2 separate regions of the Homo sapiens genome follow, and region 1 is linked to region 2. Evidence: read pairs that join two places in POLR2A ChIA-PET (ENCODE). Cell type or tissue: CD4-positive, alpha-beta T cell. All regions are shown on one strand.

What was found. Peaks named below come from ENCODE experiments on the same cell type or tissue, not always from the same donor. Only the 100,000 strongest peaks of a DNase experiment are listed, where the experiment ranks them.
Region 1: POLR2A ChIA-PET joins it to region 2 with 6 read pairs; 2 of 35 experiments call an interaction of 5 or more read pairs at or near these places.

Annotation. Positions count from the first base shown.
Region 1 is chr3:131,176,028-131,184,027 of GRCh38, forward strand. The region is part of intron 14 of NEK11 (NIMA related kinase 11); the gene reads left to right. Among named protein-coding and RNA genes, the nearest start is that of NEK11, 150 kb to the left of the region's middle. In CD4-positive, alpha-beta T cell, no CTCF peak of the experiment used is centred here; no DNase peak of the experiment used is centred here.
Region 2 is chr3:131,037,492-131,045,491 of GRCh38, forward strand. All of the region lies in intron 3 of NEK11 (NIMA related kinase 11), which reads left to right. Among named protein-coding and RNA genes, the nearest start is that of NEK11, 15 kb to the left of the region's middle. RefSeq lists an enhancer at 4,984-5,794. In CD4-positive, alpha-beta T cell, no CTCF peak of the experiment used is centred here; a DNase peak (open chromatin) is centred at 4,990.

The sequences.
Region 1 (8,000 bases), 140 kb after region 2:
TCCTTTCCAAGGAGGAAAGTTGGCTATTTGGAGATAAGGGACAGGGATCTTTTAGCTCCTCTCTCTTCAGTCTTTATAGTTGGGGGTGGAGGTGCACACATCTGAGTAGCAGAGAGCCCTACCAGCAGATCTAAAAGGACCTAGTGCTCACTAAGGCCACTGGAGCATAATACAACAAAAGGTGATAGCTCAGACTCCAATGCCCAGCCCAAGATGGAGAAGCTGGTGGAGCTGCCTGGCTCTTTAGTTCTCAGAAAAGAAGACCAAACAAATGCCAGGGGTTACTTCCACATTCCTAGATCTTCCGTCACTTCTGGAGCTTTAGATGTCTTCAAGACTTGATTTATAAAGATAAATTGATGGTGGTTTTATTTCATAATTGTCACTTATTCCACTGAGTTACATTTGCATTTCATAATAGTGTTTCCACCTGACTCTAATACTTGCTCTCAGGAATAAAGATGCCTGCAGTTCTCACTAATTTCTGAGTTCTAGAGGATAATTAGAATGAATCTAATACTGAATGAAGATGTGCTGATTCTCCACCCTGAGGCATATTTAATAATTTAGAGTGTTCCTTCTGTACGACAAGTCACTAACTAAAATTTCAAAGATTATATCCAATTTGAAAAATTAAGCTGGGTGCTGTCTAACACCTGCCCAACAAGCCACTTTGACATGGCATCCTAAGCAAACGTAATATAAATAGGGGGAAAATTAGTCCCAGAACGTCAGGTATTCATGGGGAAAACCAGCACCCACGGACATCTCAAAATAAGTAAACCGCCTGGGAAGGCTATATGTCATCCCATGGATCATCACTTAGCTAAATATAAATCATATAGTAGTTATTATACTAAAGGTCATGCTAATAAGGCAGAGGGCATCCTTAAGTGGCCTTGCTTGGGTCATCATGGCTCAGATTTGGAACAAATCAATTAAGCAGAAAATTAAATAAGTATCAATCATAGCTTTAAGGTTGGATAGAAACAAATGTAATAGAGTAAAACCTTATAGAATGTGTGTTTCAGACAGTGCTCTGCATATACCACGGTATGGTTTTCCTTTAGTTGATGAATTTATTTTCCATGCATGCAGGTTTCACAGTTGTGCTCCATACTTATGTGCTTACCACTTGGAGAACATTGTTATGATGGCCAAAGAAAGCTAAGCTGCCATATGAAAGGGAATCTTTCAGATCTGCCTTTGAGTCCTGACTTTCCCATGTGATTGCACTGTGATTTTAAGGAACATAATTTCTGTCATCTGCAGTTTTCAAATTTGTTTTTCATCAATAAAATGCAGTTAGTAATACCAATCTGAAAAATTTACTGTATTAAGTGAGACAACATGTATTTGATATAACACATATGTTAACATACAGTAACATACATGTCTGTTACTGTATTTCGCTCAATCAGTGACAGGAGCTATTACTACCAAAACAGATATAGAATGGTTAGATGGTGCTTATCACCTCTTGTCTACTTGTTAGAATCGGACTTATCTTTTAAGACCCAGCTCAAAGACGTCCTCCTTGATTCGACGTGAGAAGATGTCTCCTACCAGGACTCTTTGACTAATCTCCCTGATCATTTTTCTCCTTTCTTAGAACATATCCTATGCTGCCTTACAGTACTGAGGTTGTGAACCTGACTGTTGCCCTAGCGTAGGTTGAAAAACTGGGATGTCTTTGTTAACAAGTCTTTGGAAAGCACTTTAAAAAGAATAGTAAGTAGTTATATTATAAAAATTACAGACACAGGATGAACAACAACATACAAAAAACCTATTCAAATATCACTCACGTGAATACAGTCATGTACTGCTTAATGACAGGAATATGTTCTGAGAAATGTGTCATTAGGCAATTTCATCCTTAAGCAAACATCAGAGAGTATACTTGCACATACCTAGATGTTATAGCCTAATGCGCATCTAGGCTCCATGGTATAGCCTGTTGCTCCTGCACTACAAACCTGTACAGCATATTACTGTCCTGCATATTGTAGGCAATTGTAACACAGTGGTAAGTATTTGTATATCTAAACACAGAAAATAGACAGTAAAAACACAATATAAAAGATGGTACACCTGTATAGGGCACTTATGAATGGAGCTTGCAGGACTGGAAGTTGCCATGGGTGAGTCAGTGAGTGAGTGGTGAGTGAATGTGAAGGTCTAGGATATTCACTACTGTTTACTACTGTAGACTTTATATATAAGCACTGTATATATAACACTTAGGCTATACTAAATTTATTTTGAAAATATTTTTCTTCAACAGTAAATTAACCTCAGCTTACTGTAACTTTTTTACTTTATACAATTTAATTTTAAAACTTTTTGATTATTTTATAACACTTGGCTTAAAACACAAACACATTGTACAGCTGTACAAGAATATTTTCTTTTTTATATCATTCTATAAGCATTTTCTATTTTTAACATTAATTCTTTTAACTTTTGAATTCTTTGTTAAAAACGAAGTCACGAACACACATATTAGCCTAGGCCTTCTGCCTTTCACCTCCATATCTCGTCCCACTGGGAGATCTCCATGGACAATAACATGCAGGGACCTGTCACCTCCTATGATAACAATGCCTTCCTCTGGAATATCTCCTGAAGGTTTTACAGTTAACATTTTTTAAATAAGTAGAAGGAGTATACTATAAAATAATGATAATAGTATAGTATAGTAAATATGTAAAGTAGTAACATAATTATGATTATATTGTACATGCTTGTATGCCCTATACTTTTATATGACTGACAGTGCAGTATGTGTGTTTACACTGCGTCACTAGGTAATAGGAATTTTTTAGTTTAATTATTATCTTATGGGACCACAACTGTATATGTGGTTCGTTGTTGACTGATACGTCATTATGCAGTGCATGACTGTACTTGTACTTTAAGATTGTTATGGCTTGAATGTCTGCTCTCAAAAACTCAGTTGTTGGCAGTGTGATAGTATTAAGAGGTGGGGTCATTAAGAGGCAATTCACTCATGAGGACTCCCTCCTTATGAATGGGATTAAGTGCCCTTATCAAAGGGCTTGATGGAGTGAGTTCATCCCTCTTGTTCTTCTACCTTCCACCATGTGAGGACACAGTGTTCCTTCACTGCAGAGGATCAAGCAATAATACGCCATGTTGGCAGCAGGGAGCAGCCCTTACCACACAACCGAACCTGCTGTTGCCTTGATCTTGGACTTCCCAGCCTCCAGGACTGTGAGAAATAAATTTATGTTCTTTATAAATTACCCAGTCCGTGGTATTTTGTGACAATAGCACAGATAGGCTAAGAAAAGGACAGAACTTGTACTGACAGTTTCCTATGCAGATTTCAAGGAGAGCTTTATCTGAAAAATATGAGCTGGAAGTAAGGAGTTGCACAACTCATAGTCATGACAAGGACACTTAGTCTGTATGCATGTGAGGAGTTTAAATAATTGTATTTCATGAAATTTCAGAGTGGGAAAAAAGCAGTAGCTCTAAATATTTTATATAATATGGGAACATAAGTTTAAATTTGTTACTAAATTAACAATGTATTATAAATAGAAATTTATCTGTTTGACTTATACTCCTAATAGTTCAACATTCAAGTTTGATATTCTTATTGGAAAATGAGTCAAGTCTTAAAATTTTCTAGGTTTCCTTACAATTAGACATATACCATATTTCATCCAGTCTAAAATACACAGTTTTGCACATTTGAACACCTCTGAAATGGAGATGCATCTTAAAATAGACGGCATATCATAATTTCATGGACAGTAGTTTTATTAATGATATATAATATAATGATTCATTTCAAAATTGATGGTGTCTTTGATTCTGTAAAGTACAATATTATATTTCTCAATTGTATTGGTCAGGCTAGGCTACACTTGCTGCTGTAACAAATACACCTATTGACCTAGGTAACAAGGGATTTATAGCTCATTCCTATAAAGTCCTATGTGGGAAAGAATCTCTCAGGGCAGATATTCCCTGTGCAGTGACTAAGGACCAAGGCTTCTTCTATTTTATACCACCACCATCTCAGCATTTGGCTTTCAATGTTCCCACAAGCAGCAGAAGTAGATTGGAAGTAGCACACCCACACATAAATTCTTCAGCTTGAAAATTACTTCCTTGCAATTTCATTGACTAAAACTAGTCATGTGGCCCAACTTTCCACAAAGGGCCTGGGAAGTACAGTCTTTCCTGTGCCCAAGGAGGAGAGAATCAGATATGGGTGAACACTACTGATCTTACCACAACAGTCTATCTTAGTTACCTGACTCTGAAATTAGGGTAATGAACAAAACCCAAATATATAATTGAATCATGTGAAATTTATGTTCCAATTAGATAGAGAAACAAATACCTTTATTCTTTTACAAAATAATATATTGACTTGTACCAAAATGAACTATTATAAAATAGGCTTATTTCTTCATATTCTATCATAAAACTGATGACAAAAACAATATTTTATTTAGTTTTAAATTTCCTGATTAAACCTAAAAAGCAAAATATAATTAAAAAAGGAATGAGCTATAAATCCCTTGTTACCTAGGTCAGCAGGCGTATTTGTTACAGCAGCAAGTGTAGCCTAGCCTGACCAATACAATTGAGAAATATCATATTGTACTTTACAGAATCAAAGACACCATCAATTTTGAGATGAATCATTATATTATATATCATTAATAAAACTACTGTCCATGAAATTATGATATGCCGTCTATTTTAAGATGCATCTCCATTTCAGAGGTGTTCAAATGTGCAATATATGTGAGGCATTTATTAAGTTGGTTCTTGAATCTCTTAATTCAGTCTATAATATGTAAAATTCTATATTGGGGCCATATGAAGCCTTGCTAAAACTGCTGGAGGACAGGGTTATATTTGTAAGGGCAATATTTACAGTCTTTCTTAGCTCCTCATTTCTGCCAGCTAACGAAAGTTACTATTGTAGGAAGAAGAATGGGCTCCAAAGATGTCCTTAAAATCCTGATGTCCTAAGGCTGTCCTAATCCTTGGAACCTGTGAATATGTTAAGTTACATGACAGAGGGGAATGAATTAAGGTTACAGATGGAACTAAGGTTGCTAATCAGATAGGGAGATTATTCTGATTATTTGGATGCTCTCAGTGCCACAAGGGTTCTTAGAAGTAGAAGAGGGAGGCAGACAGGGGAGAACCAGAGAGATGGCAGTGAGACAAGGAATTGGCCCAACATTGCTAGCTTTGAAGATGGAGGAAGGAGACAATGAGCCAAGGAAAGCAGGTGACCTTTAGAAGCTAGAAAAGGGAAGGAAATGTATTCTTCCTCCTTGGATCCCCCAGAAAGGAAGGCACCCTGCCAACAAGTGTATCTTAGCTTGGTGAGATCCATGTCAGACTTCTGATCTACAGAACTAAAAGATAACTTTGTGTTGGCTGGGCGCAATGGCTCACGCCTGTAATCCCAGCACTTTGGGAGGCCAAGGCGGGCAGATCACAAGGTCAGGAGATGGAGACCATCCTGGCTAACACGATGAAACCCCATCTCTACTAAAAATACAAAAAATTAGCAGGGTGTGGTGGCGGGCGCCTGTAGTCCCAGCTACTTGGGAGGCTGAGGCAGGAGAATGGCGTGAACTCAGGAGGCAGAACTTGCAGTGAGCTGAGATCGCACCACTGCACTTCAGCCTGGGCGACAGAGCGAGACTCCGCCTCAAAAAAAAAAAAAAAAAAAAAGAAAAGATAACTTTGTGTTATGTTAAATCACAAAATTTGTGGTCATTTGTCACAGTAGACATAGAAAACTAATACAGCTATATTGGATTATGTCTGCTTCCAGTCAAATAACCACCATCTTTGATTCATATGCTAGTTTTTTTTGTTGAAGTGATTGAAATAGCTTGCTTTGGTGTTTAGGCCAGACTTTAATTTAGAAATTTATGATAGGCATTTTAATTAATATTCTTTGATTTTTATAAAGGAACTTCCTATTTTGTTTTGTGACATTAAGGGCCACCTCAGTACCAGATACTAATTGTTGTAAGTGAGAGATCCCCTAGAATCACCTGTCAAACTCTTTCATTTTTTGAAGTGAAATAGCACATCTCCAGAAAAAAAAAAAAAGAAAAGAAAAAAGAACTTTCTGGCAAGTAACTATGGCAGCAAAACCTAATATCTTTTTCACTCATCAGTAACAACATTTTCAACTGACTTCTCTTTTTCTCTTGCTTCTAAAAAACTCAAAAAAGGAAAAATAGGAAACCACTAAAAAGATCCAAAATGATCGTTGCATTTCATAATAGTGTGTATAAGTGTGAGCAGTATAATGAATTTGACTTATTCTCTCCTTTATCGTCAATTTTCCACTTCTGTCTTCAGGGAAGTATGTGAAGTCGCCAGCATTTATAACTCACCAGGTAGACTTGTCTCTGATCTTGCAGGATGGGTTTCTTGCAAACCCATCTCATTGTTCTGTGCACTGGCATCCACATGTGGGGATATATTTATATGAATGTGTAGTATAAACATACCTACCTACCTTCACAGCTAACCTTGATGATCCTTTCCTGCTAACCCCTTCATTTGTCTGAATTTTTTTTCTGGCCAAGGCTCGTTTAAATTATTAATGGGAGTTCTTCTTACTATTGAAGATTAGCTGGCAAAGTAAATATTTGTAGGTGAGTTTAAGATGCCTGCAGTCTTTCATTGCATGCATTGGCGCCTGGGCATTTTGGGTTGTAGAAATCAAAGAGACTTTACCCTTTTTTATATCTCAGATTGATTTTCTCTTTTGACTCTAGAAGAAATGAAAAAACTCAACCCTTCTTCCAGCTCAATTCCACATGACCTGTTTTCTTGGCTTCAAATAGCATAAAGCTAAATTAACCTGCTTCTTTCCTTCCACCCTCTACCTCCCACAAATCCATTTTAAGATATAATAATTTGACAATTTGCATAAGCAGTTGCTTATGAGCATATGGTGTCTAGTCAAATAAATTTAGCCTCCTTTTATTTGTGAGATTATACATTTTGAACAGGACCAACCTTTGTGTGTTTTTGACATCCCAAATGAAAAATTTTAGTGGTATACTTGAGAGGGCTGAAAGGTGACTACCGATTAAGAAAGAGCAGATTTTAGAAAAAATTTTAAAATGTTTCCCTTGGCCCCTTTAGCTCTGTGCCATGTTTGAGGAGAGTAGGTCATTGCCCTGACTATGCTAACATGTTCACAGGCCAACTTCTTTTTTTAAAATTAAATAAAATTTAAAGTTCTGGGATATGTGTGCAGGATGTGCAGGTTTGTTACATAAGTAAACATGTGCCATGGTGGTTTATGGCACCTGTCAACCCATCACCTGGGTATTCAACCCCATATGCATTAGCTATTTATCCTGATTCTCTCCCTCCCCCTGGCCCCATGACAGGCCCCAGTGTGTGTTTTTCCCCTCCCTGTGTCCATGTGTTCTCATTGCTCAGCTCCAGCTTATAAGTGAGAACATGTGGTGTTTGGTTTTCTGTTCCTGTGTTAGTTTGCTGAGGATAATGGCTTCCAGCTCCATCTATGTCCCTGCAAAGTACATGACCTCATTCCTTTTTATGGCTGCATAGTATTCCATGGTGTATATGTATCACATTTTCTTTATCCAGTCTATCACTGATGGACATTTGGGTTGATTCCATGTCTTTGCTATTGTGAATAGTGCTGCAATAAACATACATGTGCATGTATCTTTATAACAGAATGATTTATATTCCTTTGGGTATATACTGGTAATGGGATTGCTGGGTCAAATGGTATTTCTGGTTCTAGGCCTTTGAGGAATCACCACACTGTCTTCCACAATGGTTGTACTAATTTGTATTCCCACCAACAGTGTAAAAGCATTCCTATTTCCCCACAGCCTTGCCAGCATCTGTTGTTTCTCGACTTTTTATAATCGCAGAGGCCATCTTCTTACCTGTCCCTAGGAACTCCACGATTCTTTGGTGCCATCATG
Region 2 (8,000 bases):
CAGGCTAGTCTCAAACTCTTAACCTCGTGGTCCACCTGCCTTGGTCTCCCAAAGTGCTGGGATTACAGGCGTGAGCCACCATGCCCAGCAGGAATAATAATTCTTACTAAAATGTGTGGGTTTTTGTAATATTAAAAATACACTTTCAATAATTCAGATTGTGACTGTAATTTCTGCCATTTAATAGCTGATCACCTTTAGCAAAGCTAATATTTATATATTGTACCTACTAATACCTATTTATGGATATTTCTGTCTGATTTATTTAATCATTTTAACATATCTTTACTTTCAATTTTGAGTCATTTTAAACAAAACATCAATAGATTTAATGAGTCCAACTTTGAACTCAATCTATGTATTCTTATTAAAGCTACTATTTCTATATTATGTCTAGGAGTTCTCTCCAGTGGTTATCTGTGATGGGATAGTGGGTTTATTGAGTGGGACGAGTTAATTTAATAGGATTCAGTGGTTTACGCCGTGGAGAGTTATGAAAACAATTTGGAAGAAACTAATGATTTCTTTCTATTTTGCCTTGCCAGACCTCAAAACACAGTTTCTTTCAGTTTCTCACAGTTAAAAAAAAAATCTTCCTGCTTATCTTTTAAGAGAAAGTATAACATGAAAGCATATTAAAATATTAAAAATTTTAATACTAAAATTAATATTAAAAACAGTTCAGATTCTCGGAATCTTGTGCTTAGGTTCCTCTAGGTAAATATAGAAAGAGTACATTTGAACTTGGACTTCACTTTGGGCTTTGTCAGTTCTCTGCACACAATAAGGTCAAGCCTCTGAGCTTCTGGCCATCTTATATTTAAAGTTTGGGAGATGGAATGGATAAGGAGAGAAGAAAATGCAAGGGCACATAGTTACTTTGATTAGTTTCAATCATGGTAATGAAGTCAATATTCTGAGATAAATGACTTTCCTAAGGCCGCTTTGCTGCATGTGTTAGCATAAAAGAATCCGTGTGCTTTCTATCTGGTTTTTAATATTTACAGATCAGAAATGACTAATAAAATATTAGAATGAGTAGGCTGCAGGGAAACCCTCAGTTTCTTTTTGGCTTAGGCAGGGGGCCAAAAAAGCCTCCTTTTAAGACTGAATTGCCAAGAAACATTTAGGAAGAAGACAACAGTTAGGAAGAAGGCAACAATACTCAAAAATTCTTCTTAAAAATAATTCTTTTTTCTTACATTACTGTTGTTTGAAAGAAAACAAAAGTGATGTATTTAAAATATTACAGCCGTATTAGTGTCAGCAGTAAAAGTATATTCAAATTACAATAGTATACTTGTTAGATTTTCAGACTTATTTAAATTTATCATTCCACTCTGTTCTTTCAATGTGTTGTTCTGGTGGATTTGTGAGTAGGGAAGCTAATGGTTTGGCTAACACTGAATGACATCCCATGAAATATGGAATAGCATTCTTCATTTAAATGTATGAGATAGGGGAATATCTAAGCTATTCTAGTAAATAATAGTAATAATAAATGTAATTGGATATGCTGATCCCTTTACATTGTCATTGTTGACTTCCTAAAATTTTTAAAGTGCAAGATTTTTGTGTTAAGCCTATTAAGTTATTGTATCTCATTTATTCAATAAATAAAGTATTTTAGGATGAGTGCAAAAAATGCAAGAGCAAAATTTGATGGGTGTAGTCTACCTTGTAGGTTTTTTTTCCTTCCCCTAAAAGGGCTTTTTTCATCGAGATGTTTTATAATAAAAAGTGAGCTGATTTTTAATAGAGTCCAGAGGAACCTCAATAACCAAATCCAGAATTCTTAATGGTTGATGAATATTAGAATATTCAGTCAGCTAACTTTAATTTCCTGACCCCAAAACAAGCACAACACCCTCAAGTATAATCTGTAACTAGCCCTTCTTGCTGTTGTTTCTACACAAGCAGCCTTTTGGGGAGAATATTTCCTCCAACAACTTTTGGTGCATCCGGCAGCCCAGCTCTCTTCCTGGCAGACAGCAGGCAGTTCCCTTTTACCATTGCTTACTTTAACTGGATCAGTTGAGGGAGGCATCTGTTTTACTCAGTCCTTTCCTTCTAAACCGATCTGGTTCCTTTTTGACGCATGAATGTCTCTCAAGAGTAATATAGGCAATTTTGGCCAGCACCCAACTTTATACCTATTTTGAACTGAAAATTTTAGTTGTGATATCATCCACCCTTAAGTAACTTGAAATGAGATATGTATATGACTTAAATTTAAAAGAAATGAGAAGGGGGAAAATTCTCAAGTTAAAATTAGTTTCTGGATCAATTTATTACTCTTCAACTGATTTTCCTGGGGAAAAAAGCTTAGTTGCCATAACATCCATGTTTAAATAGTGCACTTTGAGTGATGTGCATGACTTACAAGTCAACATGAGAGACAAGCAACCCTTATGTTAGTAATAGTTTCTTGGTCAGTTATTCCTAAGCTTGGTTTTTGGAAAGAGTAATTTGTAAATTTAATTAAGAGTAATTTGTACATCTATGTGGGAAATAAACATTGTTGGCACCAGAGTTCTAAAAGTAGTTTACTTCCACTAATTGTGCATTGTATAAATAATGTTATGTAGTATCAAAAATAAGCAGTTAATATTGTGTGACCTTTATTGCTTTAAAATACTGTGAAATTGAATTTCCATTCCGTAGTTTAACGAGAACACTTTTTATTTCTCAGATACTCTTATAAGCCCTAGTCCCTGCTACTCACGAATGAATAATTATGAACCTTTGACATGCTATAGAACATACTTATTAGTACAGTAGTGCTGTATTTATTTGGGTAGTTATATGAAAAAAAAAACACCCAAAGTTTTAGTTATTAAGAAAGCAAACACTAAGCCTGATGAAATGTGTGGGGGTGATGGATATGCTCATTATCATGATTGTAGAGATGGTGTCATGTTTCATGGGTATATACATATATCAAAATTTGGCAAATTATACACTTAAAATATGTGCAGTGTATTATGTCAATTGTACCTTAACAATTGTGTTTAGAAAAAGCAAAAACCCTGTACCATGATATATGAAAACCCTTAAGATTGTTAAACTGGCTGAATTTGCAGTTACTAATGATAATCATTATGAAACTTGATACTTTCAGCTGAGTGCTGCTTTTTAATCTTGGGTTCATACCAGCCAATTTTATTGTTTTTAGCTCAGAGAAAAATCATAGGCTTTGTTTTTGGTACCTTTATTGGGCAAGTGAAGAAGGAAGATCAAAATGTAGTTGATAATATTGTCCTACATACTAGGTTTCCAACTTTCTAAGAGTGGAAAATTTGGAACATTGAATTTCTGATTAGAATGTGTTTGGGTGTCAATTTTCTCAGTCTCTCCCACATGCAGCAGTCACTTAGCATTTTAATTAAAGTTTGGTTGATGTTTCCACTTCCCTATTAGTTTGAATTTTGAGAAACCCTTTAAAACCTAATCACTTAGCTATGGCTGCTTTCCTTCAGGGGAGATTCAAGGAAGATTTGTGGCCCCACAGCCCTTCATTTCCTCTCTTCTTTCTTTGCTTATGTCTTTCATCTCATAAGCCTCATACAAATGCATACACTGTGAGTTTGGGGATAATATCGGCCAATCCACTTTTTGCAATATTGGATTTGCTATTTGGTGATCAGCTGCTTTTAATTTATATTGCTATTTCAAAGACATTTTGGTGCAAAGATTATTGAGCTCTAATGAGTAGTTTCTATTATTTTTAGAATTGCTTTAGTAATCAAAATTACAGGAAGGATTAATGACAGATGTGAGTTGCAAGGCAGTTTAACATTACTTAAAAAATGAAACATTTGGGTGTTCCATATGAATTGGACCTGACACATATCTGAAATTGCATTTTAAGTAAGCTTTAAAGCAGTTGACTATTGAACTTGCAGGGAGTAAGTACATATTCAAAAGGTTTTGAAAACTGACAACAGTAGATAATTTCCCACAGATAAAGCTTATTTTGGCATTATTTTGCTAGCTCACATAACCATAAAAACTCTGTGTGTGTGTGTGTATGTGTATACATACGTAAATATATACTCACGTATATATATGTGTGTGTGTATGTGTGTGTTTAAGGTGTGTATATGTGTATGCATTTTTTAATTGGACAGTTTTTTAGTTCAACACTAGTTTCAGCAGCAAAAGTTGTGTTCAGCTGGTAATAATATCCCGTTCTGATGGATGAAGAGGCAAGGGCTCAATATTTCATAACTATACTTGGACATGAACTCAGTATTGAGTACTTGGAAGTACTCAGTGGAGACTTCTACTTTATAAAAATTCAAAAGGCGATTCCAGGGCAAGATGGCCGAATAAGAACAGCTCTGGTCTGCAGCTCCCAGCGAGATCAATGCAGAAGGTGGGTGATTTCTGCATTTCCAACTGAGGTACCTGGTTCATCTCATTGGGACTGGTTAGATGTGGGTACAGCCCACGGAGGGCGAGCAGAAGGAGGGTGGGGCGTCACCTCACCCCGGAAGTGCAAGGGGTTGGGGAGCTCCCTCCCCTAGCGAAGGGAAGCTGTGAGGGACTGTGCCATGAGGAACAGTGCATTCCAGCTCAGCCACTATACCTTTCCCACAGTCTTCACAGACCAGGAGATTCCATCAGGGGCCTACACCACAAGCGCCCTGGGTTTCAAGCACAAAACTGGGCAACCGTTTGGGCAGACACCCAGCTAGCTGCAGGTTTTTGTTTTTTGTTTTTTTTTTCCCTGTATCCCAGTGGTGCCTGGAATGCCAGCGAGACAGAACTGTTCACTCCCCTGGAAAGGGGGCTGAAGCCAGGGAGCCAAGAGGTCTTGCTCAGCGGATCCCATTCCCATGGAACCCAGCAAGCTAAGATCCACTGGCTTGAAATTCTCACAGCCAGCATGGCAGTCTGAGGTCGACCTGGGATGCTGTTGCTTGGTGGGGGGAGGGGTGTTCACCATTACTGAGGCTTGAGTAGGTGGTTTTCCCTTCACAGTATAAACAAAGCTGCCAGGAAGTTCAAACTGGGTGGAGCCTACTGCAGTGCCACAAAGCCGCTGTAGCCAGACTGTCTCTCTAGATTCCTCCTCTCTGGCAGGGCATCTCTGAAAGAAAGGCAGCAGCCTCAGTTAGGGGCTTATAGATAAAACTCCCATCTCCCTGGGACAGAGCACCTGGGGGAAGGGGCGGCTGTGGGTACAGCTTCAGCAGACTTAAACGTTCCTGCCTGCTGACTCTGAAGAGAGCAGCAGATTTCCCAGCACAGCACTCGAGCTCTGCTAAGGGACAGACTGCCTCCACAAGTGGGTCCCTGACCCCCGTGCCTCCTGATGGGGAGACACCTTCCAGCAGGGGTCGACAGGTACCTCACACGGGAGAGCTCTGGCTGGCATCTGGCAGGTGCCACTCTGGGATGAGGCTTCCAGAGGAAGGAACAGGCAGCAATCTTTGCTGTTCTGCAGCCTCTGCTGGTGATACCCAGGCAAACGGGGTTTGGAGTGGACCCCCAGAAAATACCAGCAGACCTGCAGAAGAGGGGCCTGACTGTTAGAAGGAAAACTAACAAACAGAAAGCAATAGCATCAACATCAACAAAAAGGATGACCACGCAAAAACTTCATCCAAAGGTCACCAACAGCAAAGAACAAAGGTAGGTAAATCCACGAAGATGAGGAAAAACCAGCGCAAAAAGGCTGAAAATTCCAAAAACCAGAATGCCACTTCTCCAAAGGATCACAACTCCTCGCCAGCAAGAGAACAAAACTGGATGGAGAATGAGTTTGACAAATTGACAGAAGTATGCTTCAGAAGGTGGATAATAATGAACTCCTCCGAGCTAAAGGAGCGTGTTCTAACCCAATGCAAAGAAGTTAGGAACCTTGATAAAAATTAGAGGAGTTGCTAACTAGAATAACCGGTTTAGATAAGAACACAAATGATGTGATGGAGCTGAAAAACAGCACAAGAACTTCATGAAGGAAGCATACACAAGTATCAATAGTCAAATCAATCAAGTGGAAGAAAGTATATCAGTGATTGAAGATCAACTTAATGAAATCAAGTGTGAAGACAAGATTAGAGAAAAAAGAATGAAAAGTAATGAACAAAGACTTCAAGAAATATGGGACTATGTGAACAGACCAAATCTACATTTGATTGGTGTACCTGTAAGGGACGGGGAGAATGGAACCAAGTTGGAAAACACTCATCAGGATATTATCCGGGAGAACTTCCCCAACCTAGCAAGACAGGCCAACATTCAAATTCAGGAAATACAGAGAACACTGCAAAGATACTCCTCAAGAAGACCAACCCCAAGACACATAATCGTCAGATTCACCAAGGTTGAAATGAAGGAAAAAATGTGAAGGGCAGCCAGAGAGAAAGGTTGGTTTACCCACAAAGGGAAGCCTATCAGACTAACAACAGACCTCTCTGCAGAAACCCTACATGCCAGAAGAGAGTGGGGGCCAATATTCAACATTCTTAAAGGAAAGAATTTTCAACCCAGAATTCCATATCCAGCCAAACTAAGCTTCAAAAATGAAGGAGAAATGAAACCCTTTACAGACAAGCAAATACTGAGGATTTTGCCTTACAAGAGGTCCTGAAGGAAGCACTAAATATGGAAAGGAGAAACCGGTACCAGCCACTGCAAAAACAAACCAAAATGTAAAGACCATCAACACTATGGAGAAACTGCATCAACAAATGGACAAAATAACCAGCTAGCATCATAATGATAGGATCAAATTCACACATAACAATATTAACCTCAAATGTAAATGGGCTAAATGCCCCAATTAAAAGGCACAGACTGGCAAATTGGATAGAGTCAAGACCCATTGGTGTGCTGTATTCAGGAGACCCATCTCACGTGCAAAGACAAACATAGGCTCAAAACAAAGGATGGAGGACTATTTACCAAGCAAATGGAAAGCAAAAAAAAAAAAAAAAAAAAAGGTGGGGGGGGGGGTTGGAATCCTAGTCTCTAGTCTCTGATAAAACAGACTTTAAACCAACAAAGATTAGAAGAGACAAAGAGGGGCATTACATAATGTAAAGGGATCAATGCAACGAGAAGAGCCAACTATCCTAGGTATATATGCACCCAATACAGGAGCACCCAGATTCATAAAGCAAGTTCTTAGAGACCTACCAAGGGACTTAGACTCCCACACAATAATTGTGGGAGACTTTGATGCCCCACTGTCAATATTAGACAGATCAACAAGACAGAAAATTAACAGGGATATTCAGGACTTGAACTCAGCTCTGGACCAAGCAGACCTGATAGACATCTACAGAACTCTTCACCCCAAATCAACAGAATATACATTTTTCTCAGCACCGCATAGCACTTATTCTAAAATCGACCACATAATTGGAAGTAAAACACTCCTCAGCAAATGCAAAAGATCAGAAATCATAACAAACCCTCTCTTAGACCGCAGTGCAATCAAATTAGAACTCAGGATTAAGAAACTCACTCAAAACTGCCCAATTACGTGGAAACTGAACAACCTGCTCCTGAATGACTACTGGGTAAATAAGAAAATTAAGGCAGAAATAAGTTCTTTGAAATGAAGGAGAGCAAAGACACAGCATACCAGAATCTCTGGGACACAGCTAGGGCAGTGTTTAGAGGGAAATTTATAGCACTAAATGCCCACAGGAGAAAATGGGAAAGATCTAAAATCAACAATTGTCTATTTGTGCCCTTTTAGACTTTTTGATGTGAGCAAGAAAGACCTAAAATCGACAATTGTCTATTTGTGCCCTTTTAGACTTTTTGATTTGGGCATTTAAGTCTATGAATTTTCCTCTTACCACTGCCTTTGTGGTATCCCAGAGGTTTTGATAGGTTTTGTCACTATTATACTTCAAATAATTTTTAAATTTCCATCTTGATTTTATTGTTCACCCAACACTCATTCAGGAGCAGGTTATTTAATTTCAATGTATTTCCATGGTTTTGAGAGTTCCTTTTGGAGTGGATTTTCAGTTTTA